Linked DNA regions of Homo sapiens: region 2 is linked to region 1. Evidence: chromatin loops called from intact Hi-C (ENCODE). Cell type or tissue: heart right ventricle. All regions are shown on one strand. Links, peaks and the distances in the headings refer to the core of each region. The heading gives the core; the rest is flanking DNA.

Evidence for each region. Hi-C counts contacts between places; a loop is a spot of excess contacts. Peaks named below come from ENCODE experiments on the same cell type or tissue, not always from the same donor. Only the 100,000 strongest peaks of a DNase experiment are listed, where the experiment ranks them.
Region 2: it touches region 1 in a loop (4-fold over the local background); 17 of 110 quality-filtered maps call a loop at or near these places.

The regions. Positions count from the first base shown.
Region 1 is chr3:115,209,371-115,225,137 of GRCh38, reverse strand. No RefSeq gene overlaps it. Among named protein-coding and RNA genes, the nearest start is that of ZBTB20, 70 kb to the right of the region's middle. RefSeq lists an enhancer at 5,756-7,655. In heart right ventricle, for the core only: CTCF peaks have their summits at 7,380 (motif pointing left) and 11,188; no DNase peak of the experiment used is centred there.
Region 2 is chr3:115,564,068-115,579,834 of GRCh38, reverse strand. No RefSeq gene overlaps it. Among named protein-coding and RNA genes, the nearest start is that of GAP43, 52 kb to the left of the region's middle. In heart right ventricle, for the core only: a CTCF peak has its summit at 8,223; no DNase peak of the experiment used is centred there.

The DNA of each region.
Region 1 (15,767 bases), core at 4,345-12,344:
CATAAACAAGATATAAAAATAATAAACACATATAGTCATGTAACCATCATAAACAAGATATAAAATAATTCTATCACCCTTCAAAACTCCTATGCCCCTTTATAGCAAAACTCTACCTGCAGCTCCAGGCCCTGGCAACCACTAATCTGCTTTCTGTCCCCATAGTTTTATCTTTTTCAGAATGTCATATGCAGTCACACAGTATGCATCCTGTTGAGTCTGACGTCTTTCACTGAGCATAATACATTTGAGATTTATTCACTCTATTCCATGCATCCAGAATTTGTTGCTTTTGCCTTACTCCACTAATCAGGATCTCTTGTATAATGTTGAATGGGAGTGATGCAAGTGGACATCACTGCTTTTGTTCCAATCCCAGGAGAAGAGTATTCATTATTCATTATTAAGTATGATATTAGCTATTATGTTTTTCATAAATGACCTTTATCAGGTTGATGAAGTCTCACTGTATGCATAGTTCACTGAGAATTTTTGCTAACGTTGCTATTGTTTTAAACCATGAATGAAAATTGAATTTTGTAAAATGCTTTTTTAAAATCCATTGTGAAAATTATATGATTTTTCTCCATTAGTCTGCTGATTTGATGAATTACACTGATTTTTAAACATTACAACAGTTTTGCATTTCCAGGATAAACCCCACTTGGTCATAACATATTATCCTTTTTACATATTGTTGGATTCTATTTTCTAATATTTTCTTGATTATTTGAACATCTGTTCATGAGGGATATTGACTTTTGGTTTTATTTATTTGTCATATTTTTGTCTGGTGTTGTTATCAAGTTAAAACAAGTTAAGTGTTCTCTCTTCTATTTTCTGGAAGAGTTTGTGTAGACTTGCTATTTCTTTCCTAAATGCTTAATAGAAAGGTTTTTAACTATAAATTATGTTTCTCTAATAGGTACAGGACTATTAAGGTTATCTATTTATTTTTGTGTTAGCTTCAATAGTTTTTGTCATTCAAGGAGCTTACCCATATCATCTAAATTATCAAATACGTGGACATATATAGAGTTTTTGTAATAATCCCTTATCCTTTTAATGTCTATAGAATTAATAGTGATGTTCCTTCTTTCATTTCTGATATTCATAATTTTGTGTTTTCTTTTTTTGCCCCTTAGTCTGGGAAGAGGTTTATCAATTTTATTGATCTTAAGAAATAATCTATTTTTGGTTTCATTGATTTTCTCTATTTTTCTCTGGTTTTTAATTTTTTGATTTTCACTTTTATCTTTACTTTTTTCTTTTCTTTGTTTACTTTGAGACTTAATTTAATCCTCTTTTACTAGATTCTTAACATCTAGATCATGGATTTCAGATCTTTCTTTTTTCCTAATGTAAGTGTTTAATTCTATAAATTACACATGTACTACTTCTTTAGATGCATCCCACATGTTTGATACATTGGGTTCTTGTTTTCATTCAACTTAAAATACTTCTTGAGCTGAGCACAGTGCCACATGCCTGTAGTCCCAGCTACTCAGTAGGCTGAAGTGGGGGGGGTCACTTGAGCCTAGGAGTTCAAGACCAGCCTGGGCAACCTGAGAAGATGCCATTTCTTTAAAAAAAAATTATATCTATGTACATATATATTTTTCTCTCTAATTGCCTTTGTGACTTCCTCTTTAACCTATGGATTATTTAGAAATGTATTGTTTACCTTCCAAAATATGTGTTGATTTTCTACATATCTTTCTGTTATGGATTTTTTTCTTTTTTTTTTGCTTAATTCCATTATGGTCAGAGAATATACTCTGTATGATTTCAAATCTTTAAATTCTTTATAGCCAAGAATATGATATACCTTTATGAATGTTCCATGTGTATTTAAACAGTATATATATTCTTCTATTGTTGGGTGAAGTATTCTATTAATGTCAATTCATTTAAGTTGGTTGATAGTGTTGTTCATGTCTTTTATATCTTTACTAATTTTATATCTCTTTGTTATCTCAGTTACTGAGAGAGTATTGAGTTCTCCAGCTATGATTGTGGATTTATATATTTCTGCTTCTAGTTCTATCGATTTTGTTTCATGTAATTTGAAACTCTATTGTTTAGAGTTTCAGGTATATATACATTTGAAATTGTTTTGAGTTCCTTCAAGGCCTCCTCACTCACAGAGATCATGAGCAGTGCCAGATCCTGACTTTCACATTTTGGCTTCTACCAACAGATTGACTGTCTTTCCCAGGAAAATTTAAAAACTGATTCAAACTGACCATTTATGTTTTTACTCGACCCTTGAGCAATATTGTGACAAGGTATTAGGTTGGTGCAAAAGTAATTGTGGTTTTTGCCAGTAGTAAAGTCTATAAGAACACAGCATCTACTCCATAAATGGCACCATTGGAATGAAGGAAGGAGCAGTTCACAGGGGAGGGATACTGGGAAGATAGTACCACAGTTTTCCACCATACTATCTGTTTAATTATAACATGCTGAAATCATTGCAGCTATCATGTTAGTCATTTTTATCCTAAAAACAATCTAGCAAAATATTCAACATAGAAAGGTTGGATGATTGCTTACAGCCAACTTCTCTCTTTGCCCAACCCTGTTTCTTCTCTCCCTCCTCCGATAGATGTTAATCCTGAGAGTGTTTTATTCTGTGTAGTGTATACTTCCTGCACGTTAATTTCCATCTCAGAGTCTGCTTCCCAGTAAACTGACTTGCAACTCAATCCCTTTCAAGAACCAAATAAAAGATATGACTAGAAAAAATTACCACATAAACATTCAATTTTATATAAATTTAGGACATCCACAACACCCTTTTTCTCACGATGGATCATAAGACGACAGTTTAGCTATTTCATTTTGTAAATAAAGAAAGTTATTCCCAGAGATACTTGTAATTTGCCTAACGTTATATAATGACTCAATAGAACAACTAAGACTACATCCTATTCTCTAGTCACATACATTTTTCACCATCTTGAGAAGTTTGGGGCATTTAACTATTTCTAAATTTTTAATTATTCGAATTAACCTAATAATTGTGGAAAATACATCATGTTCCAGGTATCATGCTTAATGTCTATCCTCTGTTATTTCATTAAATTTCAGAGGAAACTTTTGAAGCTGACACAATAATGCCATTTCGTAAATGGCAAAACTGAGGCTTACAGGTGTAACTTTTCAGAGATAGCACAAGAGCCAAGATTTGGATTCAGTAGTCTTTATAGAACTGGTTCTACTAATAGAATACTGTACACACACATTGGAAGTGTTTTGGGGTACAATACATTTTATTGATTTTGCCATATATTACAGATCTATACAACAGGAATCTTGCACAAAATCTGAAAATGTGAAGTCATTTCAAATGATTGGTTCATTAGCTCAGCAAACAACACTTATCAAGTGCTTACTATGTACCAGCAGCTTCAACAATGACCAAAAAAGGCATGGTCTCTGACTGTAAGAAATTTATAGTGGCCGGGCACAGTGGCTCACGCCTGTAATCTCAGCACTTTGGGAGGCTGAGGCGGGCGGATCACGAGGTCGGGAAATAGAGATCATCCTGGCTAACACAGTGAAACCTCATCTCTACTAAAAAATACAAAAAAAATAGCCAGGCGTGGTGGCGGGCACCTGTAGTCCCAGCTACTCGGGAGGCTGAGGAAGGAGAATGGTGTGAACCCGGGAGGTGGAGCTTGCAGTGAGCCGAGATCGTGCCACTGCACTCCAGCCTGGGTGACAGAGCGAGACAACTTCATCTCAAAAAAAAAAAAAAAGAAATTTACAGTCTAGCAGGGATACAGACATTAAATTATTATAAGTGTAATTTAGTTTAATTCATGCCAAGTTTCATTTTTGTATCACATTATGATAAAGTATACAGTGTTTTAAAGGCATTTAATAGGGGGACCTAAAATAGAATCAGGAGGTTAGAGAAGACTTTCCTTAGGGAACAGCATTCAGGTTGAGAATTAGAGATGAGTTCAGTGGATTGAGGTAGGATAATACATTCAGTAGATAAAATAGGAATACGAGAGATAGGTCTATTTTTTAATGAAGAATAACCACATATCTGGGTTCTTAGTAGTTTTGACTACCCTTGCCTCCATCTATTCTGTTTTGAGTATGTTTTATTTTGTTTGTACTATGTTTTTACCATGTTTGCTCTCTCTTCTTTAGTTCTGTAATTATTCTCCTTGATGAATGAAAATGAAGTATTATTAGTAGTTCTCATTTTCTTTCTGGTATAAGCAGTATTAGTAGTTCTCATTTTCTTTCTGGTATAAGCATGCAGGCAAATGAATGCTGAAAGGTAGAAAGTTGACACTTCTTTACTTTGTGAACTTTTTGGCTATGCCCCACTGTGTGTTCTGAGCCAGTGTGTGGCATGGCAGCTGTGTTGTGGCCTCAGAGGACAGTGACATGATGTCATCAGAGGTCTCCTAGAGAGCTGCTCTCCTAGCATCATGTGTTTTGAGGAAATGTTCCAGGGTTTTGAGGAAAACACTGAAAGCAGTCTATATAGTACATCACCATCTAACTCTCCCTTCAGTGCCCCACCCACCCCAACACAAAGCAGTCTATATAGTACATCACCATCTAACTCTCCCTTCAGTGCCCCACCCACCCCAACACACGCAGCTATAAAATACCTCTCACTCAGCCTCTTCATTCATTTATGTACTTATTACTTTCCATGGTCCTTATTTGGAAAGGCAAATCCTTCTAGGAGTCATTACAAATAAAACCCCAAAATCAGGCTGAATTATTTAATCACATTTTCTGTTTTCCTTATGACCCAGAAGAAAAGGTGTCAGCAACTTGCCCACACATTTGAAATGCTGTGAATCCCTGACATTGCTCAAGTCTCAGAACCCAGTTGCTATGATCTGAACGTTGCTATGATCTGCACATTTGTGACCCCCAAAATTCATAAGTTAAAACCTAACTCCTAAGTTGATGACATTAGGAGGTGGGACCATTGGGAGGTGATTAGGACATGAGGGCAGAGCCCTTATAACAGAGGTCCCAGAGAGCTAGCTAGTTCCTTCCACCACTTGAGGACATGTAGAAGGTGCCATCCATGAACCGGCATGGGGACCCTCACCTGAGTCAGCAGATGCCCTGATCTGAACTTCTCAGCCTCAGAACTGTGAGGAATAAATTTCTGTTGTGTATAAGCCACCCAGTATACGGTATTTTGTTATAGCTGCCAGAGCAGACTGAGATGCCCATTTTCCCCCTCTGTGCCTTCTTTCTATCTTTGGTACTTTGCAGTGTCACTCAGAAAGTTGCAGAACAGTGTTCAAACTATTGATAGAGGCATTCTCGGCTCTCCTGGAAGATAGCCAGGCATTCCCACAGTCAGCCAAGTCACCTTCAGATATAAGAAGGACAGCCACTCTTGGAGCCATCCCTCCACTCTAGGAGCACTCTAGGTGCTCACCCCCTGGCCCACCTAATAGGGGCCATTTGCATGATCCTGTGGTCTAAGTTTAATACATGACCTGAGAAGCTAGGAAAAGAAAAGACATTGACAAGAATTAGGGAGAAAAATAATCCTGCTGGGATCTTATGATTTCCATAATCTTTATTTTCTTCAGCTGCAAAATAAGATAATTGGACAGCATAGCCAAAAAGATCTCTTCCAGTTAGGGTGACCAACTTGTTGCAGTTTGCCTAAGATAGCCTTGATTTTAAAACTGAAAATGTCACATCCTGGAGACCTTCTCAGTCCCTAGCAACCCAGGATAGTTGGTCATCTAATTTTCCTCTCCAGTTCATGAGGAAGTCCTAACTCATCATTTGATTGATACACACATATTTAGATTCATTTTTTGGTTTTAAAAGTAATAAGTTTCTACTTCATCATGCTTAATTTCAGCAGAAATGCAAATAATTCTGTCTTATCTCTCACATGGGCTTTAGACTTTATATATTGCACAATGTTGGTTAATGCAGGCAAATGAATGCTAAAACGTAGAAAGTTGACATTTCTTTACTTTGTGAACTTTTTGGCTATGCCCCACTGTGTGTTTTGAGCCTGTGTGTGGCATGGCAGCTGTGTTGTGGCCTCAGAGGACAGTGACATGATGTCATCAGAGGTCTCCTAGAGAGCTGCTCTCCCAGCATCATGTACCTGACAGAGAAAAACACTGCACAAGGTCTAAAACCAAGGGTCACAGTATCTGTAAATGCTACACAAATTATCACCTGCTATTTGCTATTCATATTAATGTAATTATTTCTGTGATTATTCCAAATTATTTAATTTTACAATTTCTGCTTTGAAAGAAAGCAATGACTTCATCTTTAGCTACTATTCTGAAATCAGTCATAGTGACTACAATCCCTTGTTTTCTTCACAAAAGAAAGAAAACAGATGACCTTTGCTCTGACCTTTGACTTGATATTTACAAAAGCTAATTATAGGGTGGGTCAACTTCCTTTATCATTCAGAGACATTTGGTAAAGCTCTACTCTTCAATTTTTTTTTAAGTCGCTTAGAGGGCAATTTAGGGCTGTATACAGTATGATTAAATCTAGAAAGAAATAGTTAATTTGGAATTTTGGCCATCAACATTGATTTTCTCAAAACCAATCAAGTATAACATGGAAGCTGTATAAGTCAGCAATTAAAATCAGTGTTTCACTAACAAAATGAAATCAGTTATCTGCTGGTCTGGTGGTTAGAGGTCATAGACATAGAGATACACAGTCTGAGACCTTCAGCATTAAACCTCTCTCAGTTTTCACCACCACTGCCTCTACTACTGCGTCAGCAAGAAAAGGACTGCAGCAACTGTGTAGTACTTAAACTGTAAAGGTTACTTGGCTAATAAAGAGATGAATGCCGCCAAGACAGAGCACAGTCATACATCCCTGTAGTGCATGTAACTTATTTACCTTTCATATAATTGTTATGCTTATAAACAGAAGCTTAAAAAGGATAAACAGTCAGAAGAGAAAAAAAGCATTAGGTAGTCAAAACAATGATGCAACCACTCAGCATTGCGCTTTCTCCCCAAGCTTCCCTTGGCAATCTTTTTCTCAGGCTAAGAGTAAAGGTCTGATTCCTTTTGTTCATTTCAGCCACCGCCCTTTAGCAATCTGAGTCTGAGCAAGACTGCCACGCCCAATCAAGGGACAAAGGCAGAAATAAGGGAAACTGGGCACAGAGACAGCTTGACTTCATTTATACCTGTGCAATATGTTGGGCTCTGTGACATGAAGGTGCAAATCAGTTGCTATCTCTATAAACAAACAATTAAAACAAGAGGCTTAAAATTTATATCTATGTTCTGAAACGCTATCTGGTAAAAGTATTCTTTTCCTAGAAAGAAAGAGATGTGGCCAAAGTGGTCTCTGATTTTCAGAAGAAGGGTGAATGCTGCCCCCTTTTGACTGAGCACAATATATACCGTGTATCCATAAACCTGAAACATAAAGCAATGCACAGTGAGAATAAAGATCCTATGTCTGTAATGAGAAATCTGATTAAATATTGGAAGCTAGAAAGTATAAAGGGGCTCAAAGTTTATCTAGTACAAGTCTCGAGGGGCCTTTTCTAGCTTCTTGGAAGATTGGTCATCCTTCATCCAGGCTTCTATATCATTTTAGTTGTGTCTCTTTTGTAGATTCTCAATTCTGTCTGGAGTGATCATATGAGTTTACTGCACTGTTTCTCCCACCAGTGATAGACTCCTTGAAAGACCGAGCTACATCTTTTTATTTTGCCTGTGTAACTCTCACAGTGCCTACAAACACTTGTGCATAGTGGGTTCTCATAAATAAATGTTTATTAAATACAAATACCTAGATGAGGTCATCATAGTCTGTAGTTGTGAGTAGTTCTCTCTTTAAAAAGCTAATGAGTCTATCTGGGATTTAAAGTTGACATTCACACAAATGGTGCCATACTTTAACCCAAGAACTGCAAACTTTTATGCACACATCCCTGGCTTATTTATAAATTATATGCATCTATTACTGAACTGTTATAGAAGTTAAAACATAAAAATTAAACAAGAGGAAAAAAACTTTGTCACACTATGTAAAGACATAACATTGAGTGAAATAAACTAGGCACAAAAGAGAACATACTGTATGATTCCATTGACATAACACTCAAAAACAAGCAAAACTAATGCATAGGCATACCTCAGAAATATTGTGGGTTTAATTCCAGACCACCATAATAAATAAAATATTGCAATAAGATGAATATCACAATAAAGCAATCACATGAATTTTTTTGTTTCCCAGTGCATATAAAAGTCATGTTTACACTGCCGGGCATGGTGGCTCACTCCCGTATTACCAGAATTTTGGGAGGCCAAGGTGAGCAGATTGCTTGAGCCCAGGAATTCAAGACCAGACTGAGCAATATAACAAAACCCTGTCTCTACAAAAAATACAAAAATTAGCCGGGCATGGTGGTGTGCACTTGTGGTCCTGGCTACGCTGGAGGCTAAGGTGGGAGGATGGCATGAGCCTAGGAGGCAAAGGTTGCTGTGAGCAAAGATCATGCCACCACACTCCAGGCTGGGTAGCAGAGTGAGACCCCATCTCAAAAAAAAAAAAAAAAAACAGTTTAGTTTACACTATACTACAGCCCATTAAGTGTGTAATGGAATTACATCTAAAAACCTTAACTAAAAAATGCTAGTAATCATCTGAGTTGTAATCCTTTTGCTGGTGGGGGATCTTGTCCTGATGCTAATGGCTGCTGACTGATCAGGGTGGTGGTTGTTGAGGGTTGGGGTGGCTGTGGTAATTTCTTAAAATAAGACAACAGTGATGGGAGTGTAAATTAGTTCAAACATTGTAGAAGACAGTGTGGTGATTCCTCAAGGATCTAGAACTAGAAATACCATTTGACCCAGTGATCCCATTACTGGGTATACCCAAAAGATTATAAATCATGCTACTATAAAGACACATGCACAGGTATGTTTATTGCAGCACTACTCACAACAGCAAAGACTTGGAACCAACCCAAATGTCCATCAATGATGGACTGGATTAAGAAAATATGGCACATACACAACATGGAATACTATGCAGCCATAAAAAAGGATGAATTCATGTCCTTTGTAGGGATTTAATCACAAATGAATTTTTAATCATTTGTGATTAAAAGGATGAAGCTGGAAACCATGATTCTCAGCAAACCATCACAAGAACAGAAAACCAAACACCCCTTGTTTTCACTCATAAGTGGGAATTGATCAATGAGAACACATGGACCCAGGGAGGGGAACATCACACACCAGGGCCTGTCAGGGGGTAGGGAGCTGGGGGAGGGATAGCATTAGGAGAAATACCTAATGTAAATGACAAGTTGATGGGTGCAGCAAACCAACATGGCACATGTATACCTGTGTAACAAACCTGCACGTTGTGAACATGTACCCTAGAACTTAAAGTATAATAATAAAGAAAAGACAACAATGACACTTGCCACATTAATTCTTCCTTTCACAAAAGATTTCTCTGCACCATGAGATAAGGTTTGACAGCATTTTACCCACAGTAGAACTTCTTTGAAAATTGGAGTTAATCCTTTAAAACCCTACCACTTCTTGATTAACTAAGTTGATGTAATATTCTAAGTCTTCTGTTGTCATTTCAACAATGTTCATAGCATCATCACCATTAGATTTTATCTGAAGAAACCACTTTCTCTGCTCATCCATAAGAAGCAACTGCTCATACATGCAAGTTTGATCACGAGATTGCAGCAAATCTGGCTGAAATATCTTCAGATTCTACTTTTAATTCTATTTCTATTGCTGTTTCTGCCACATCTGCAGCTGCTTCATCCACTGAAGTCTTGAACTCCTCAAAGTCATCCACGAGGACAGGAATCAACTTCTTCCAAACTCCTGTTAACGTTGATATTTTGACCTCTTCCCATGAATCATGAAGGTTCTTAATGACATCTAGAATGGTAAATCCTTCCCAGAAGGTTTTCAATGTAGTTCATCCAGATCCATCAGTGGAATCACTATCTGTGGTAGTGATATCCTTAAAACTGTATTTCTCAGATAATAAGACTTGAAAGTCAAAATCACTACTTTATCCATGGGCTGCAGAAAGCATGCTGTTTTAGCCAGCATTAAAAGAACATTAATCTCCTTCTACATCTCCATCAGGGCTCTTGGGTCTGAGATAGGTGCATTGTCAATGAGCAGTAATATTTTAAAAGAATTTTTTTTCCTGAATAGTAGGTTTCAATGGTATGCTTAAAATACTCAGTAAACCATGCTATAGACAGATGTGCCATCATCCAGGCTTTGTTGTTCCATTTGTAGAGCACAGACTTAGTAGATCTGGCATAATTATTAAGGGTCTTAGGATTTTCAGCACAATAAATGAACACTGACTTCAACTTAAAGTCATCAGTTGCATTAGCCTCTAACCAGAGAGTCAGCCTGTTCTTTGAAGCTTCGAAGCCAGGCATTAATTTCTCCTCTCTAGTTATGAAATCCTAGATGGCTCTTCCACTATAAGTCTGTTTCATCTACATTGAAAATCTGTTATTTAGTGTAGCCACCATCATTAATTAGCTTAGCTAGATATTCTGGGTAACATGCTGTAGCTTCTTCAACAGCACTTTCTGCTTCACCTTGTACTTTTACGTTATGGGGACAGCTTCTTTCCTTAAATTTCATGAACCAACTCCCGTTAGTTTCAAACATTTTTCTGCAGCTTCTTCACCTCTCTCAACCTTCACAGAATTGAATCCAGGGCCTTGCTCTAGATTATGCTTTGGCTTACAGGAATGTTATGGCTAGTTTGATCTTTGATACAGACCACTCAAACTTTCTCCATATCAGCAATAAGGCTGTTTCACTCCTTTCTTTTTTTTTTTTTTTTTTAATCATTTGTGTGTTCACTGGTGTAGCACTTTTAATTCCTTCAAATAATTTTCTTTGCACATCTTTGTTAACTGTTTGGCTCAAGAGGCCTACCTTTGGGCTTCTCTCAGCTTTCAGCATGACTCTCTCACTAAGTCTAATCATTTCTAGGATTTGATTTAAAATCAGAGTTGTACAACTCTTCCTTCCTTTTTTTTTTTTGGTTTGACACTTAGAGGCCATTGTAGACATTGTAGGGTTATTATTGATCTAATTTCAACATTGTTGTGTATCAGGGAATAGGAAGTCTTGAAGAGAGGGAGAGAGACAGGAATGACCTGTTGGTGGAGCAGTCAGAACACACACAACATTTATTAATTAAGCTTGCCGTCTGATATGGACATAATTTGTGGTGCCTCAAAACAATTACAATAGTGTTAGCTTGGTGCAAACGTAATTGGGTTCTTGACATTAAAAATAATGGTGAAACCATAATTACTTTTGCTCTAACCTAATAACATCAAAGATCACTGATCACAGATCACCATAATAGATATAATAACGGAAAAGTTAGAAATATTGCCAGAATTTCCAAAGTGTGACATAGAGACAAAAAGTGAGCACAGCACATGTTGTTAGAAAAATGGTGCCAATAGACTTGCTCTATGTAGGGTTGCCACAAACCTTCAATTTGTAAAAAACACATTACCTGTGATGTGTGATAAAGTGAAGTGTGATAAAACAAAGTATGCCTGTGTGGAGTTAGGAGTCAGGATAGTGATTAACTTTGAGAATATTGATTAAAAAGAAGAACAAGAATGACTTCTATAATGCTACTAAGGTTTTATTTCTTGATCTTGATGTTGGCTGCACAGGTATGCTCAGTTTGTGAAAACTTATTAAGCTATATACTTACATGCACTTGTCTGTGTATATTATACTTCTTTAAAAATGTGGGCCAGGCGCAGTGGCTCACACCTGTAATCCTAGCACTTAGGGAGGCCGAGACAGGCGGATCACGTGAGGTCAGGAGTCTGAGACCAATCTGAGACCAATCTGGCCAACATGGTGAAACCCCGCCTCTACTAAAAATAGAAAAATTAGCCAGGCATGGTGACACATGCCTGTAGTCCCAGCTACTCGAGAGGCTGAGGCACGAGAATCACTTGAACCCAGGAAGCAGAGGTTGCAGTGAGCCGAGATGGCACCACTGCCCTCCAACCTGGGTGACAGAGCAAGGCTCTGTTTAAAAAAAAAAAAAAATTACACAATATTTTTTTCAGTGTAGGGGACAGAGAACAGGCAACCTAGAAGACTGAATTGCATATTTCCTGGGGTGCATACTTCCCATTTTAGATACCTCTGCTTTAATTAACAAAGCTAACCAAACTCTTTCAGCTTCTGGTCAGACAGGAAGACACCTTCAATATGTGAAAATGTTCTAGCAGGAATGCCTTACATCAGTTCCCAGTTGCTGTAGCAACTACAGGGCTCCTATTCTCCTTGAAAAGAAGTATGTTCCTCTTTCTGCCCCTCTCAGGTGCCTAATACATTAATGCTTACTTTGGAAAGTAATTTCATGCATGTGAACCTAACTTCTGGGATAAAAGAGAGCACTTTCACAATGATGAACTTAATGTTTGCCTCCCTCAGCCTCAGATTTCTTATCTGTAAAATGGCCTTGTAAAGTCTTGTGAGGAAGATTTGCCACATTAAAATTTAATAAAGGCAGGGTCTGACAACTGTTGATCTTTAAGAAATTTCAATTCTTAGAGAAAATGTCCTGCTCTCAGAGTCAGAAGATCCATATTTTAGACCTGATTCAGCCAGTCACTACGGTGAAAACTTAAGAATGTCACTAAATCTTTTTGCATCTTCATTACCACAACTGTAAAATGACCAGGTGGCCTTCAAGTTACAAAGGTATGCACTTAGATGTAAATAAAGACAAAAAGAACAATACAAAACTCTGCCAGCTGGTGAGTAGAGGTTCAATTTGTCCCAGCTGCATGATTAGAATTTTATGACTTGCTGGACACTTGCTTCCTTGGCTTTTCACTTTATTACAACAATTTCCTGTAATAGTATAATTTCCTGTTTTGTTCCTTGCCTTCCTTTTACCTTGCTTTACCACACTGTGCTGTGGGACCACGAAGTTTTTAAAGAATAAGGACTCGAAGGAGACCCTAAGTCCTTTGTGGCCTGTTAGCTCTGCTAACAGGACACATCCTCTGACACACTGAATGAAAATTATGGCAGTAAGAGCAAACAAAAATGGGTTGGCCTGTGTTGAAAGGTACAGCATGGAGAGTATATATTAGAAGGAAGGACGTCAGTTATTACATTTGCAGAAGCAAAGTAGAACAATACAAACCAATTGCTATTAAAAATGAATTGGAGATGATGCTATTTAAGAAAAATCTGGAATAGTTTAAGCAGAAAAAAGCTAGTCAGAACAACAGGAGATTAGACCTTAAGTATAAATCTGCTTTTAGAGAATAATTAAGACTTCAAAGCAAGGAGGAACACTGTTAGAGATAGATGGGCACAACTCCAGAAAATATATTGATGCCTATACTTAAATATTTAGTAATAATGCATATATGAAAAGACATACATAAAAGGTGTTGGAAGATATGTAAAGATTCTATGCACTTTTCAAGACTCTGGGATGATTGAATAGAACTAAAGAAACAAAAGACTATGAAATTGTTGATATGCAGCCTTTCATACTTATCTCATTAATATTATTGAGACAAGAGCTGAGTAGAACTAAGATTAGACTATGTTATAGACAGAGTGATGGATGAATATAATTGCAAAGAAGAAATATGAGACAGAGGAGAAAATGGGAAATTAGAGTTAGCTTTCAAAGACAATAAAAGTAATAAAGAGAAGCAGCCCAAGATAAGTGTCCTTGTAGAGAAGAATAGGTAACAAAAACGCAGTTATCTTCATCTGGGGAAGGCTGAAAGTCCAATGCAAATGTTAGAACTGTCCACAGGAAAAATCAGGGGTGGGATGAGCTGGCCTAATTCACAGTCTGAGAGTGGTTGTTTTAAGCTTACTTTGGATAATCCACCATATGAATACTACCCAATTCAGGTGCAGAAGTTGCTTTAACAAATGATAAAGATTGTTTTCAGAGAAATTAACTTTGTCATGTAAAGCAAGGATTTTGGGGCTGGTGAGAAAAGCTTATGAGCTCCTAAAGCTGTATACTCCACCAAAGTACACATGTGAGACACTGGTAAGGGGTTTCTGACTATCCTGAATGCAATTAGAACTATTAGATGAAATAGTTCCTAGATCCACACTTCTCAAACTGTATTGGAAATATGAATCACCTTGGGGTTTTTTTAAATGCAGATTCTGATTTATTAGGTCTAAGAGCCTGAGATTCTGCATTTGTAAGAAGCTCTTACACTACCCAGGTAATGCCTATATCTGGATGATGATACACTTATTGTATGAAAGTAAACATGCACATTTTAAAAGGGAAAAGAAACATGAACAGCATGAGACATATACCAAATCATCATTAATTTTAGTTAGAGATTGAATTGTTCATTTAATAATAAAAAGATAACTAAATATAATTCCAGACCTCCAGAAGTTCACTATCTACTTGAAGACACATTACATTGTAGCTGTCCACATGACTGAGCACTACAATAGAAGTATGATTACAGTGCTTTGGAGCACAGAGACAGGGTGAGCCAGCAATAGAGGGGAAGAAAAAAAGAAATAGCACAGAGGCCAGGCAAGTAGTTTAGTATTGCTTAAGTGCAGAATTTATTTAGAAGAGGCAAGAAGATGAGGATGGATAGGTAGATAGAGGTCACTAAAGTTCTGGTTCTCTATCCCAGAGGCATTTGAACATTATCTTATCAGCAATGTTAAGCCATTGAAGTGAACAAAGATGACATAATTGGATTTGTGTGTATAAACAGCCATTCTTACCTATGGTGTAGGGTGTGAGTTATGAGTGTGATTGGGCCCAGAGATGGGTAAAGTATTTTAGTAGTCCCATCAAAAAATAAGAAGGCTTGAAGTAAGTCAGTGGCCATCAAAATAAAGAGGGAGGTGAGACTAAGGAATATGTGTTTAAGCCAGCTGCTGCAGTACAAACCAAGGTTCCAAATGAAGTACTCCACAAAGAAACCTTCAAATAAAGAAAGGAGATTGTTTCCATGCTTATTCTCCAGAAACCAAGTTAACAGAAGTTCATATATTTTAACTTATGTCTATAATATAATGATCTGTTTTGAGCAAGAGGGTGATAATAACAGAAAAATACACAAAATGAACTAGAATTTTAACATAAAAGAGCTAGAAATATCACATGCTGTCTTGGCATCCGAAATGAAGGGATGGAAAGAAGCCTCCATTTTTTCTGCAGTCTAAACCAAAAAAAGCTTTATCCTAAATATGCAAAGAAGGTGAAAGCCTATTTAAGCACTAACTATGGCACTTGGAGAAATAGTGAAAGCCTGAATTAACCACCAAACAATGAACAATTTGGAGATGGATTTAGAAAAAAGTATTACTACATAACAGATGCTGCCCCAGGCTCCATTGATCTGAAAAGATATTTAAAAAAAAAACTTAAGGTCATGGCAGCAACCAAAAACTGTTTTCTGTATCAGGCCCTTATTAACATCATCCCATGGAAGAGGCTCTTTTCAATTCTCCCCGAGAGAGGCTCAAAAGTAGCTTCTGAACAACTAACATCATTAAATTTGCCATTTGTGGATATGGGCCATGCAGCTTCATGTCCTGGCCTCTCCTGTTACTGGCTGCTTACCTCTCTGTTAATACTGTCTCCCTCGGTATTAACTTGCAGTTACATTCATCCCTCCACTGGCATCCCAGCTACTCTCCCAGAAGTCAACCCTTCTTCAATCGCTTTTAGAC
Region 2 (15,767 bases), core at 4,191-12,190, 350 kb before region 1:
TTTCCTTTGTCACTGAAGTGAGCATTGTGTGTCTCTATTTTAGAGATGGGGAAGAAGTTACAAACCATCACTTGATCTACCACCCATTGCACAGCAAGTTGTAGCAAGTTCAGGTCTCCAGCAAGTAAACGCAACACCTTCACAACATAACAAGACAGCATTGTTTTTTAACTTCAGAAAATACAGTGGGCTCCCCAAGCTCCTGTGTGCATTGATTACTCAATGTTGCAAAAATAAGAAACAATTTGACTTTCTCAGGTTCACCAAGCTATGGGTGTTGCCTAGGAATCTGAAATTTTTAGGAGGTCTCCAGTGCAGGATGCTGCTGGGAATGTATGGAGGGTTATGGGGGAGGAATGTATAGATGGCTCAGAAGAGAGTAGGTTGAGTCTCCTCACCTGCAAGTCCCACAGTGCTGTTCAACTTGTACCCATTGAACTTTGTGCTCATGGCTATTTTTATTCTTTTCTGGGCTCCTAAACCTAAACCTTTCTTGTTTTTCTTTCCCTTTAGAAATAAGCTTTCTTGTTTTTATTTCCCTTTAGAAAAATATTCAGGGCACAATTATCTCTGTCGATTTGGAGCAATGATTGTGGTCTTTCCATATGTGATTGCCAAAGTCCATTTATCTCTAGTGTGAATGAAGCCTGTGGATTCTCTGGTGTTATCTAAATTATTCTGGTGTTAAAAGATATACTTGGGAGTATAGAAAATTATAAATAAGGTAAATATGAATATATATGTAAATATACGTGTGTGTATATGTGTATGTGTGTGTGTGTGTGTGTGTGTGCATTTTGAGATCGGGGCTTGCTCTGTCACCCAGGCTTGAGTGAAGTAGTGCCATCACTGCTAGCTAACTGCAACCGCCACCTCCAGGGCTCACGCGATCATCCCACCTCGGCCTCCTGAGCAGCTGGAACTATAGGTGTGTGCCACCATGCACGTATAATTTTTGTACTTTTGTCAAAACTAAGTTTTGCCATGTTGCTCAGGCTGGTCTCAAACTCCTGGACTCAAGTGAACCCCCCACCTAGGCCTCCCACAGTGCTGGGATTACGGCTGTGAGCCACAGCTTCTGGCCAAATATGCACATGTTAAATAGATGTTATATACCTATATATAATAGGTACACATTTCAAAAATCTTTTGAAAGGTCCATTTGCCATCAGTTCTTTTATTGCAACCCCTTTTTCCACCTTCAACTTCAAATATTGTATGAAGCTTTTCTCAAAACAATTTGTAATGGAAACACAAGGATTTATTTGCTGGCTCTCATCCTAGTCAGAGAAATGCTTTGTAGATGGCCATGTCAAACTCATGTGAGGCATTCTAAAACTCTGGAGAGAGGCAGTGGAAAAAAATCTCCAAGTATCCTCATCTGTATAATCTCTGCTTGCAAGACTGGTTCACAGTAAAACCATGAAAAGCACCAGCATTCTACTGGGTTCCAGCTTCTCTTCCTCTCGGCTCTGCAAATATTTCCATGTTAACAATTCCTTTGGTCTATCTCAAGCATCAGCATCCTCTACCTTGATGAAAGTATAGATTTTTGTGTTTTTTTCTAAAGCGTAAATGATCACTTGAGGAGAATTGGAAAGTTCTTGATAAATGTAAAAAGGTTTCAGAATCTATAGACCTTCATCTAGATCCTGCTTTTCCCTGCTTTTCTCTTGAGCTTGGACAAATTGTGTGGCCTCTCTTAGCCTCAGTTTCTTCAGCTATAAAATGAGGTTAATAATAGTGCTTCCTTCAAAGGGGTGTTGTAATGAATAAATGAGAAAGGCACACAAAATGCTTAACATAGCATGGGCTCATAATATGCATTCATTAAAGGTTTAATAATTATTATTTGTCTTGGGAACATCTGTGTGCTCATTATCAGAACTTTAAGAAAAATAAAACTTTATTAAGATTATCAACAAGCAAATGGATGAGTATTTGTTGGGGGTAGGGGGACTCAATAAATGTTCCTGCTTGAAATAATACTGTCAGCTTTTTTCTTTGTTTTTGACAGAGTCTGGCTCCACGGCCCAGGATGGAGTGCAGTGGCGCAATCTCAGCTCACTGCAACCTCCGCCTCTAGGGTTCAAGCCATTCTCCTGCCTCAGCCTCCCGAGTAGCTGGGATTACAGGCATGCACCACCACACCCAACTAATTTTTTGTACTTTTAGTAGAGTTGGGGTTTCGCTATGTTGGCCAGGCTGGTCTCGAACTCCTGGCCTCCAGTGATCTGCCCACCTCGGCCTCCCGAAGTGCTGGGATTACAGTCGTGAGCCATCATGCCCAGCCACTGCTAGCTTTTGATAATCTGGCTGCTGGATGTCTGAGGAAGTCATTGTTTCCTTCAGATGTATTTATTCAGCAAAACTGTATTGTGCATATGCTATGTGAACTACATGTCAATAAGTTAAACACACACACACAAACAGAACTGTACTGTGCACTCTTCTATATGCAGAGTAGTGAGATAAGTGCAAAGGATATTAAGATAAAGAAAGCACAGTTCCTGCCCCCGAATGTGAATGGGAGATCATCAGAGCTTTGTTCATATCTTCACTCTCCATTTAATACATCCCTAGAGCACACTTCTGCACTCAAAGGAGAATGTACCTGAATGAGTCAATGCTGAAGACGGTACACAAGGTCCCCTGCTCTGAATCATCTAACAGCTCCTCTAGCCACCATGGGAGTCAAGAGAAGTCCTTTCTCATTTCACTTTCTTTCCTTGCCCAACCTGGTGTCAGAGTGACCTCTATCAAGAGTCTCCTCCATAAGGAGTTGGGAAGTGGTTATTATGGGATTGGAGATGGTAAGGACCAGATCATCAAAATGGGATTTCTACAGGTGCCATGGCAGGTTGGAGCAGTGGCATAAAAAGCAAAAAACGCAAATTTCCTGTCACTTTGAATCTCAGACTTCACACAGTACAAGTTCTCCATTGCTACAAGGCTGCAAAGTGCTCCAGCTAAAATTCCCTTGCCAGTGTGAAGCCACTTCTACCTCTCCTCTCCCCGCCTCAGGGCTTAGAAATGCTGAAGTTATGAGTACAAGTTTTCCATTGCTTTGCCATTTTTTTTTCCCCAAAGAAAGAAAAATGTTAGTTTTCAGGGCAAGATAAAATGAAAAACAGTTTGGGTAAATCAGCCAGGCCAGCAAAGAATAGTTTTGGACCAGAAATTATTCTGGCTTTATGAAACGGAAATTAAACAAAAAAAAGATGATGACTCCTTGGCCAGAATGAGATGTCTTTTTTCAGTAGCAGGGGAATGTTCTGTAATACAGCAGAGGAGCCCTGAGCCGGGAGTTAGTTGAGAAGCATGGGTCTTATCCTGGCTATCAGTGGTTTCTGTGATCTTAGATAAGTTGTATCACCTCTCTTGCCTCAGACTCATCACTAGAAAAGAAAACAATATGATCCTTGAGGTCTCTTCCATCTTAGACACACCATCTGTCTGTGAAGTGTAAGAGTATAACATCACAGCTCACGGAGCTATTTAGATTATTTGATGGGTTTTCTTCCGAAGTCTTATCACAATATAGACATGCAGTTATGACAGAATGTTGGATGCATAATTCTAACTCTAAATCTTGCCTTTTCAAACCCTGAGTCTAAATGATTCCTAAGACTGGCATTCAATTTCCCCCAGCCAGCTATGTGTTGGCAGCTCACAAATCAGTTTTCTATACATTATTTTATGTAACTTTTATCACTACCTTGTGAGGTATTATCTTTCCATTTTACAGATGAGAAAAAAAATGAGCTCAAAGAAGTGAAATGCTCTATCTTCCACAGATGACAAGTGGCATAACTGGGACTTATATAAATATTTTGACTTTCATGTTAGTTCTCTTACGCTATATCTTTGTGGTAATCCTGGTTAATGTGGAAAGAGCTATGAAGCCTTGGTTAAATAAAGTTTCAAGTTGAAATATTTTTGTCATCTGTTAACTGAGGCCCTGCCTACATCACTTCTAATAGAATTAATTAGCTGCCACCATCCATATGAGACACTGACCGTGAAAGACCTAGAGACATTACTTTAATAATACCACCATGTCAGATTATGGCTAATTATTCTTGTCCTCTTCTACTTGTCATCTTGTTAATACGTTCTCACCATTTGTGCATTACCCAAGCCAAAACCTCCAGGAATCTTTCACTTCTTTTATCTTATCTGCTATGTCTAACAGGTCACTACATCTTGTACTTTTTTTCCCTTGGAAATATGTTAAAACCATCTCTCCCACCTATACCACTGCCAATTCCCAGGGTCAGCTCAAATCACCCGTTCTCCTTGATTCAAGCTCTACTGTCACTAGTCCATCTAGAACCCACAAGCAATTATTTTTCAGAATCATAACTTCATGCAACTCCTGCTCTTAAGAACTTTTCATCCATACCCACCATGACCCCTGACCTCCAAATTAGACTCTATATCCTGGCATTATCATCTTTCCTCAATCAGCTTCCAACTTAAATGTGCTGGCCTTGTCTCTTCATTCTGCTCAATGTTCACCTTATACTTAGTCTCCAGTTCCCCTCAGGAGAGAAGATACAAAATGAGAAGAGTAAAATTAAATGGTCTAATTCTAGAACCATCAACATTTGAATGCTAATTGAAAGAAGAGGAATCAGTGGAACTGAGATAAAGCAGCCTCAGAGGTAAAAGGTCCTGCATTCATTAAACAACAATGTTTAAGGTCTTTTTCACAAAAGATCGGAACGTAGCTGAAATGTTCTTGGTAGGAAAACAGGAGCTTCAGAGGGCACAAAGGAATAGAGAACAGGAGGAAATGGGTCCAAAAAAGGAAGGGGCTGAACTTAGCAGAAATGGGAGAGTCAGAACAGACAGCTCAGTACATCTCAGGGATAGTAAAGGAACAAAAGCTCTGTGATTGGATCCCACCTTAACACAAAAGTGTGGTTGCAATCTGACTACTTCCCATAAATATATTATCCTCAACTGGTGATTCATTCATTCAACGAGTACTTTCTGTGTGCTTGGCATAAGAATAGAAGTTCAGTTAAGCAATGGTGACCCAGAAATCTAAAAGGAAAAAGAAAAAAATAGAAGAAAAGAGAAGTATGAAAAATTCCACAATCCTTATATGAAGGAGCCTATGACCCAGTGTTTGGGATTGTCAAGTGTTTGGGACTGTTTTATGACTTTATCATAAAACAATGATAAAGACAAGCACAGGATTTGGGGGTAGATAGAGCCCTGAGGGATCCAGAAAGTTTTCTTCTTATGGAAGATGTGGTGCCACTGATTTCGGAAGCTTTAGCCTCATTTCTTGGGTTTTGAAAGAGTTTGACTAGTTCACCTATACTAAAGAAGTTAAGGAATGACATCCTATTACACTGACAGGTGGGGCTGAGAACCATCATAATTGAGGTACTTAGGTTACTATAAATTTCTACTTTCAGACTTTCTTTCAACATCTTGCATAAGAAGAAAACTTCCTGGATCTCTCAGGTCTCAATCTACCCCAAAATCCGGTGTTTGCCTTTATCATTGTTTTATTTACGTGACAGTCCAAAAACACTGGGTCATAGGCTCCTTGAATAAAAGGACTGTGGAAATTTTCCAACTTCTTCTCTTAGTCTGAAAGTATGGGCACATTTATAGTAACCTAAGTACCTCAGTTATGATGGTTCTCAGCCCCACCTGTCCGTGTAATAGGATGTCAGTCCTTACCCTTCCTCACCTAGTCCTTTCCTCCTCTAGTGTCCAGGATGGTGCTGTCCAACCAGGATCCTTTGTCATTCTGGGCCTCTGCCTCTTTTCCTAGTCATTAGTGCTCTGGACTCATCAATTCTACTCTATCTATAGGCCTATTGCACATCTGCTGATTTCCTCCTGTGATCTGGGACACCTGACCTCCCTGGTGAATTGTGCAACCATCCCACTAACTTTGGAGTGAGAGGGAGATGGGGCCAGAGGCTGCCCTCCTTTATGACATTTCATTGAATGGATGGAATGCACCCTTTTCTTCACTTCCCACAGCAGAGTAGAGCGCAGGCTGTGTCTTTTAATAGGACTTTATTGAAGTTCCTCATTGACAAAAGGGAGTCACAACTCATAGAGTAACACAACTGCTTCTGGATGTGGTTGTGCTCAGAGCTGAGCTCAAGGGCCAGTCATTGCACACCAAAATATTCCTTAGATAGTTCCTGATGAGCTATGAGGTTCCCTGCCTTCTAAGCCTTCCTGTGAGGTAGAGACCAACATAACCCTATCACCAGAAACCTACTCAAGCAAGTCTAAAATCTCTAGAATTCTGGTTCCAAGGGTCAGAAGCCTCAGAGAAAAAGAAAAACCTAGACTTGGTGAGATGTTTATGTCCTATTTTCCAAGATCTCGTTACCTTCCAAAGGTCAGTCGCTTGCCAGGATGATTGCCAAGAGGAATAATGACCTTCCCTAAGAGAATTATCACCTTCTACTCACTGGGGTGTGACCCTGTTCTCAGGTCCCAACAAGGCAACACATTAGTAAAGATGATAATGATAATAATAATAAATGTTCTTATTGTGCAAAGTACAGGGTACTGTTCCGAGCACTTACGTTATTAATTAATCTTCAAGGTTATCTCAAGAGGTGTGTACAATTATCCACCCCTTTTAAAGATGAAGAAATTGGGGCACAAAGTAGTCAAGTAACTTGCCCAAGATCACATAGCTTCTAAGTGGCAAAGTTGTACTCAAATCCAGGCAGTCTGATTCCAGAACTTAAACTGTTACCCAGTGCATCATACTGGCTTACAACCAGGGGAAGTACTTTTCCTAAATTCTGAGTGGTTCATTTTTTTTAACTTGAGATTTAATTCACATACCTTATGATTAATCCATTTAAAATGTTTAGTTCAGAGGTTTTTGGTATATTTTCAAAGTTGCATGACTATAATCACAATCTAATTCTAAAATATTTTCATCACCCTCTCAAAAGCACTCATAACAATTAGCAGTTATTCTTCATTTCTCCTCTGCCCCACATACCCCATGGCAACTATCACTTTGTCTCTGTAGGTTTGCTTATTCTGGATATTTCATATAAATGGAAATATACTAAATGTGGTCCTCTGGGATGGGCTTAATTCATATACCACAATATTTTTGAGATTCATCCATGTTAAGCATATATCAGAACTTCATTACTTTTCACTGCTAAATTATATTCCACTGTATTGATATGCCACATTTTGTTTATCTGTTCATCAGCAGGTGGACATGTGGATTGTTTCCACTTTAAGGTTGATATGATTAGGCTTTGTGTCTCCACCAAAATCTCATCTTGAACGGTAATCTGAATTGTAATTCTCACATGTTAGGGGAGGGACCTTGTGGGAAATGATTGGATCATGAGGTGTGGGGGAGGGGGTTCCCCCATGCTGTTCTTGTGATAGTGAGTGAGTTATCACAAGATTTCATGGTTTTATAAGGGACTCTTCCCCTCCACTCTGCATTTCCCTTTCCTGCTGCCTTGTGAAGAAGGATGTGTTTGCTTCCCCTTCTGTCATGGTTGTAAGTCTCCTGAGGCCTCCCAGCCATGCTAAACTGTGACTCTATTAAACCTCTTTCCTTTACAAATTACCCAGTCTCAGGTATTTATTTATAGCAGTGTGAAAACAGACTAATACAGGGGTATTATGAGTAACACTGCTATGAACATTCATGTACAATGTTTTGTGTGGCTATATGTTTTTATTTTTCTTGGGTGCATATTAGAAGAATTATTGGTAACTCTGTGTTACCAATAATTACTGGTAACTGTTTTTATCAGTTTTAAATTGTTCAAAATATGGGCCAGCAGGAGCATAATCTAGTAAAATTTCCACTGGTTTGCTATTTTTACTTACTTCCTTAAAATAGTTTTTACAGTGAGAAGTAAAAAATTCACATATTGTTCTTCTTATTAGCTTCTGGGACTCAGCTCAATTACTCAGGAATCCAAGAACACATTCAAGCACACACCTACATTCACACACACACACTTTAATATATACACATATCCTGCCATTTAAAGTGCAAAGTCAACTTTTCTATAATTGAAGGAAAATTGGGGATATAAAGTCTATGTATTAATAAGTAGACCTGGTAGGTTAACTATTTAGTCATGTGTTTAACAGGCTTTATACTTGTGTGCCTCCCACATTACCTGGCTCATTCCTTTAATTTTCCCTTGTCTTTGCATTCCTGTGGCACCAGTGCCACCCTGCAGCTTGAGGTCAGTGTTACTTTCCTCAAAGCTACCTGAACATGGCCCACATTGGCTCCCTGAAATTCTGGTTGGCAAGCATCTCTTCCTCTGGAGATTTTCCTGAGGATTGAAAAATACAAGTTTGAAAATGGCCTAGTGAACCTTTCAGGTATTTTGTGCAAGGTACGGAGAGTCCTGGAGAAAAACAAAGAATGAAAATTCCCCTCACAGCAATGATTTCCAGAGACAGGATGTCAGTTTAAACATGACTCCCAAACTCACAACCTCAAAATTTTTAAACACTGTTGGGTGGATGCCATCTGATTTTGGTGATTTATCTGAATTTAGCTCATCAAACAGGCTTTGGTTCTATATCTACCTTGAGCTGCTACCTCTTCTTTTCGTCTTTCCGGTCTGGTGACTGACCTCTCTCCTCAAATCTGCGAGTTCTAGGCTGTTCACATTAAAGATTTCTTTCCCAATAAAAATTTCCAAGAAATTTCTGGATGAGGCAGAATGATGCTGCACCTCTAAACTACTAATGGTTCCCTGGTTGCTGGGTCTATTTTTTTATTTTACTTTTTAAAATTGGCAAATAATAATGGTACATATTCATGGGGTGCATAGTAATGTTTTGATACCTGTAATATATGGTGATCAGAGCAAAGTGATTGGCATATGCATCATCTCAAACATTTATCATTTCCTTGTGTTGGAAACATTCTATTTCCTCCTTCTAGTTATTCAAAACTATGTATTATTGTTAACTATAGTCATCTTAAGGTAGCAATGGTGGACTAAAGTGTGTTCCTCCTATTTAGCTGTAATTTTGTATCCTTTAACAAATCTCTCCCCATCCCTCCTTTCCCACTGTACTTCCCAGCATCTAGTATCCTCTGTTCTACTTTTTACTTCTGTGAGATCACCTTTTTTTAGATTCTGCATAGGAATGGGAACATACAGTGTTTAACTTTTTGTTCCTGGCTTATTTCACTTAACGTCTTTCAATTCCATCCATGTTGCCATGAATGACAGGATTTCACTCTTTTTTATGACCGAATAGAATTCCATTGTGTATATATATCACATTTTCTTTATCCATTCATATGTTATTGGACACCTGGGCTGATTCCATATCTTGGCTATTGTGAATAGTATTGCAATAAACATGGGGGTGTAAATGTTTCTGACAGAATGATTTCCTTTCCTTTGGATAAATTCCCAGTAGTAGAATTGCTGGATTATATGGTCATTCTATTTGTAGTTTTTTGAGTAACCTCCATACTGTTCTCCATAGTAGCTGTACTGGTTTACATTCCCACCAACAGTGTTATAAAAATACTCTTTTCTTCACATCCTTATCAGCATTGGTTGTTGTTGTTGTTGTTGTTGTGTGTGTGTTGTTGTTGTTGTCTGTTTGGAAATAGCCATCCTAACTGGGGTGAGATGATATCTCATTGTAGTTTTGATTTGCATCTCCTTGATGATTAATGATGCTGAGCATTTAAAAAATATATTTCTTATCCATTTGTATGTCTTCTTTTGGGAAATATCTATTCAGATCATTTGCCCATTTTAAAATCAGGTTGTTTTTTACTGTTGAGATTTTGAGTTCCTTGTCTATTCTAATGATACTAATACCCCGTCGGATAAATAGTTTGCATATATTTCCTCCTATTTTATAGGTTATCTTTTCACTCTGTTGACTATTTCCTTTGCGGTGCAAAAGCTTTTTAGTTTGATATAATCCTACCTTATTTTTGCTTTTGTTGCCTGTGCTTTTAAGATCTTATTCATACAATATTTTCCCAAACCAATATCCTGAAGCACTTCCCCTATATTTTCTTCTAGTATCATCCTATTTCTTCTAGCATATTTTCTTTCTTTTGTCATTTCAGGTCTTACATTTCAGTCTTTGATCCATCTTGAGTTGATTTTTGTTTACGGTGAGAGGTAGGGATCTAGTTTCATTCTTCTTGCATATGGATGTCCAGTTTTCCTAGCATCATTTATTAAACAGACTATCTTTTCCCTAGTAAGCATTCTTGGAACCTTTGTAAAAAATCAACTGGCTGAAAATATGTGGATTTCTGGGTTCTCTATTCTGTTCAATTGGTCTACATGTCTGTTTTATGACAGTATCCTGCTGTTTTGGCTACTACAGCTTTGTAGTACATTTTGAGGTCTGGTAGTGTGATTCCTCCATCTTTGTTATTTTCACTCAGGATTGCTTTGGCTCTTTGGGGTCTTTTGATATTTCCTACAAATTTTATGATTTTGTTTCTATTTCTGTGAGGAATGTCATTGGTATCTTGATAGAGATTGGGTTGAATCTATAGATAGCTTTGGGTAGTATTGTCATTTTAACAATATTAATTCTTCCAACTATAAGCATGGGATGTTTTTTCCATTTGTTTTGTATCCTCTTTAATTTCCTTTATCTGTATTAGTCTGTTCTCATACAGTTGATAAAAACATACCTGAGACTGAGTAACTTATAAAGAAAAAGTTTAATGGCCTCACAGTTCCATGTGGCTAGGGAGGCCTCACAATCATGGCAGAAGGTGAAAGCCATGTCTCACATGACTGCAGGTAGGAGAGAAAATGAGAACCAAGTGAAAGGGGTTTCCCTTTATAAAACCATCAGATCTCATGAGACTTATTCACTTCCATGAGAACAATATGAGGGAAACTGCCCCTATAATTTAATTATCTCCCACCAGCTCCCTCCCACAACACGTGAGAATTATGGGAACTACAATTCAAGAGGAGATTTGGGTGGGGACACAGCTAAACCATCTGACATCACTGTTTTTGTAGTTTTCCTTGTAGGGGTCTTTCACTTCCTTGGTTACATTTATTCTTGGATTCTTGGGTACTTTTTTTTTTTTGGTAGCTATTGTAAATTGAATTACCTTCTTGACTTATTTTTCAGCTACTTTGTTGTTCATGTATAGAAGCACTACTGATTTATACATGTTAATTGTGTGTTCTGCAACTTCACTGAATTTGTTTATCAGTTCTAAGAGCTTTTTGGTAAAGCCTTTAGTTTTTTCTATATATAAGATCATATCATCTGCAAACAGGAACAGTTTGACTTCCCCCTTCCAATTTGGATGTCCTTTATTTATTTCTTTTGCCTAATTGTGCTGGCTAGCACTTCCAGTTTTATGCTGAATAGGGGTAATGAGAGTAGGCATCCTTATCTTGTTCTAGTTCTTAGAGGAAAAGCTTTCCCTTTCAGTAAGATGTTAGCTGTGGGTTTGTCATATATGGCCTTTATTGTGTTGAGGTACTTACCTTCTATACCTAATTTATTGAGAGTTTTTTGTTTGTTTGTTTGCTTTTTTTTTTGAGACGGAGTTTCACTCTTTCACCCAGGCTGGAGTGCAGTGGCGTGACCTCGGCTCACTGCAACCTCCACCTTCTGGTTTCAACTGATTCTCCTGCCTCAGCCTCCCGAGTAGCTGGGATTACAGGCACCTGACACCACACCCGGCTAATTTTTGTATTTTTAGTAGAGACAGGGTTTTACCATGTTGGCCAGGCTGGTCTCCAACTCCCGACCTCATGATCCACCCACCTCAGCCTCCCAAAGTGTTGGGATTACAGGCATGAGCCACTGTGCCCAGCCTATTGAGAGTTTTTATCATACATTTTGTAATACTGAATTTTATAAAATACTTTTTCTGCCTCTATTAAAATGATCACATGGTTTTTGTCCTTCGTTCTATTGATGTGATGTATAGCATTTATTGATTCACATATATCAATTATCCTTGAATTCCTGGGATACATCTCATTTGGACACGGTTTATCATTTTTTTGATGTGTTGTGGATTAGTTTGCTAGTATTTGGTTGAATATTTTTGTGTCTACGTTCATCAAAGATACTGGCCTGTAGTTTTCTTTTAAGGTTGTGTACTTGCTTTGTTTTGGTATCAGGGTTATGCTGGCCTCATAGAATGAGTTAAGAAAAATTCACTCTGCTTTAATTTTTTGGAATAGTTTGAGAAAAATTGGTATTAATTCTTCTTTAAAGTTTTAATAGAATTCAATAATAAATATTGCTTTTTGCTTATTTGACTTGTTTTTTTTTTTGGAGACAGAGTGTTGCTCAGTCACCTAGGCTAGAGTGCAGTGGTGCCATCTCTGCTCACTGCAAGCTCTGCCTCCTGGGTTCACGCCATTCTCCTGCCTCAGCCTCCCGAGTAGCTGGGACTACAGGTGCCCGCCACCACGCCCGGCTAATTTTTTTTTGTATTTTTAGTAGAGATGGGGTTTCACCATGTTAGCCAGGATGGTCTGGATCTCCTGACCTCGTGATCCACCCACCTCATGATCCACCGGCCTCAGCCTCCCAAAGTGCTGGGATTACAGGCTTGAGCCACCACTCCCGGCTGCTTATTAGACTTCTTTACCCACTTCTTAGCCTGCTCCTCTCTTGGGTTCTTCACACCTGCTGCCTGCCTGAATATGTGGTTATGATTCATTTAATTTATAAGCCATCATTATGCTCTGCCCTTCTTTTCTGGTATTGAGGGTCCAGTCTCCTTCATCTCCTTCATCACCCAACTGCTGATGGCCTATTGTCATGTAGAAACATCACTACCCTTTTGGTCTGTTCACCATCCTGTGGGCTCCCCTTGTTCAAATATCTTCCTTTATCTGCTGGCTGTACTGCTGTTGATGGTGCCAGCATGACCTAGAACATTTACTCCTATTTTATCAAGTATCTGACCTCTGCTCTGCATTAAAAGATACTTGACCAAGATGAATTCAATTCTATTCCCTTTTCTATTCTGTTTCCACTTCAATAAAATCCATATAGGTTACCACGAAAAAAAAAAAAGAAAAAAGAGACAGAAAAGAAAACAGCAAAGGAATATCACAGGCAACATTTTAAGATGATTCAGAAATTTTCAGTGAATCTGTGTAATGAACCACCAGTTGATTAAAAAGATACTGTTTCTCTAAGTCTAGCATAACTTAAATTCACGGAACTAAATAAATTTGAATGCTATTTTTAAAATGGAAACATCCAAGGGAAAATGGAAGAAAAATAATTTAAGCCTATGATTGCCTAACATTTTAATATTAATAGACTGATTTTGAAAGCATTAGCAAACCTAATTTTATATATGAGGTAGTATCAGATGTACTATCAGATAAAGAATTGGAATGAGACATTTACTCCATTTTGTTCAACATAGCTGCCCAATCCAGATGTTAAATTAATAATGAATTTCATTGGGTTTCAAAATTAGATTGATTAGTCAAGTATTTTGACAATTATAAAATATAGTAGCTAAGATTCCTTTATGTGCCAAGAACTGTGTTGAAAGTTTCACATGGATTTCCTGATTTAATTCTAACAATAACCATATGAGGTGGGTATTGTTATTATCACCATTTTAAAGATAGAAATGCTGTTTCCTGGACAAGTGAATTTCCTCTTTCAAGACCACTCATCTATTAAAAACTAGATTTGTGATTCCCGCACAGGCTACCTGACTCCAGAACCAGTGCAATTAAGCACTAAGTGCAACAGAGAGAGAATTCTTTTGTTGTTTGTTTGTTTTTGGGACAGACTTTCGCTCTTGTTGCCCAAGCTGGAGTGCAATGGCGCAATCTTGGCTCACCGCAACGTCCGCCTCCGGTGTTCAACCGATTCTCCCGCCTCAGCCTCCCGAGTAGGTGGAATTACAGGCATGCACCACCACACCTGGCTAATTTTATATTTTTGGTAGAGACGGGGTTTCTCCATGTTGGTCAGGCTGGTCTCAAACTCCCGACCTTAGATGATCTGCCCACCTCAGCCTCCCAAAGTGTTGGGATTACAGACATGAGTCACCGCGCCTGGCCTGAGAATTCTTTGATTGCTCCTTTTTATTCTTTATGTTCCTATGCTATGTGTTCTGACCTTAACATGAAGGAAAACTACCTTTTTGATTTATTTGGGCTATGCTGCTTATGTCAATGGAGGGAGCAAAAGGTTAGGTCAGTGAGCATGTTCTTAAAATAAATAAAATGTCTTTTCCCAAGATATTTATTCCTCAGTACCTGAACTGGCTATTAGTACTGAATGACAAAAAGCAAGTTACATGTACATTTTTCTAGTCTTCAGAAGGAACTCATTACTCAGGATGTTCACAAGCTACAATGTGGCCACTGCAAAATGTATCATTTTAAAATAACACTTATCAGCATGCTTCATGATAACTATCACATGTTTAGTATACATGTTTAGTGTATTTTTCTTCAGTTGAGTTGCCCATATTAGGCACTCTCTTTCCTTTGATAGTTTTGGAATAGCATCTTTGTCTAGTCTGACTTCTTCATCTTTCCTTTTCCTGCTTTCCCTTTACATAATCTTGCTCATCTGTCTCTCAGACTCCACCCAGCCCTCACCCTTACTATGTTTTCTCAGCATTTGTTTCCCCTGCATACTTTTTAGGCTAAACACATTCTCTTTCACGTCTTCTTTTCTTCTGAATCTATTCTCAGCATAAATTCAGCAAATGATTGGATTCAAGTATTTTAAAAAGAAATCCATTTTGTTCTAAAATCTACTTTTTAAGTGAATTAAACTAATTTTTTTCCTTGCCAAATTCTGACATCCCTGCTCATGTGTTCCACAAATAGGTCCTCTTGGTTTTGATACCTGAATCTCCCTCTGTTTATCATGTTCACATAAAGCCCCTTTCACCCATTCCTGAGTGTCTAAGCCATCCCATCTCTGGCAGTAGGCCCATCTGTATTCCAGCTGCCTTGTCCATCTAAGACTGTTATAGCCATTTCCATTTATGTCTGTCCCTGAAGCCATCTTGTATGTTTTCCCTAAAGGGTACCCCCACCCCAGCTGACCTTTCTTCGCTAGTTGCCCCCTTTCCCTTGTCTTCTAGAAAAGAAGACAGACGAGATCCATTTCCAGTCCCTCCACGTTTTCTCTGCAGATCACAGGCATGATTTGTTTCAGAACATTCAAGGGATACAGAGTAGCTGTTGGACGTGGCTGCCTGAAGAGGACAATATGCCTGACATAAATCTAAAGGAAAGGGTGCCAATTCTTGATCTTTTGGCCCTTTCTTTCAGACTTTATATTAACATTGAACTCTTTTTTTCAAAGTATTGCTCTGACATGAATCGATGTATACAGTTACCTGAAACTTCTACATATTAAAACTCACGATTAAGTTATGCGTGCAAAGGTTAGCTATTTTTAAAAGAAGGATGAATACTTTCCTTGCTGATAGTCATGCCAATAATTATATTGTAAAGCATTCTTCTATTAGGTTGATTTCTTTGTATAATGCATTTAGAAGGATTAGAATGAAAAGATTTGGTCAAGTTCAGTATCCATTGCAGCCAATACCAGTGGCTTGCGACCTGCCCACACCAGCATCTCCAGGGACATGGTGGATTTCAGCTGCTGCATCACCAACCTGTTGCCAAGGAAACAAGAGAGGGCAAAAAAATCCTCAATGACATTCACTTTCAAGGCAGTCAAGATACCCCTGAAAAGGATTTCAGTACTGCTATGAAGGAAGTTGAAACAGGCTC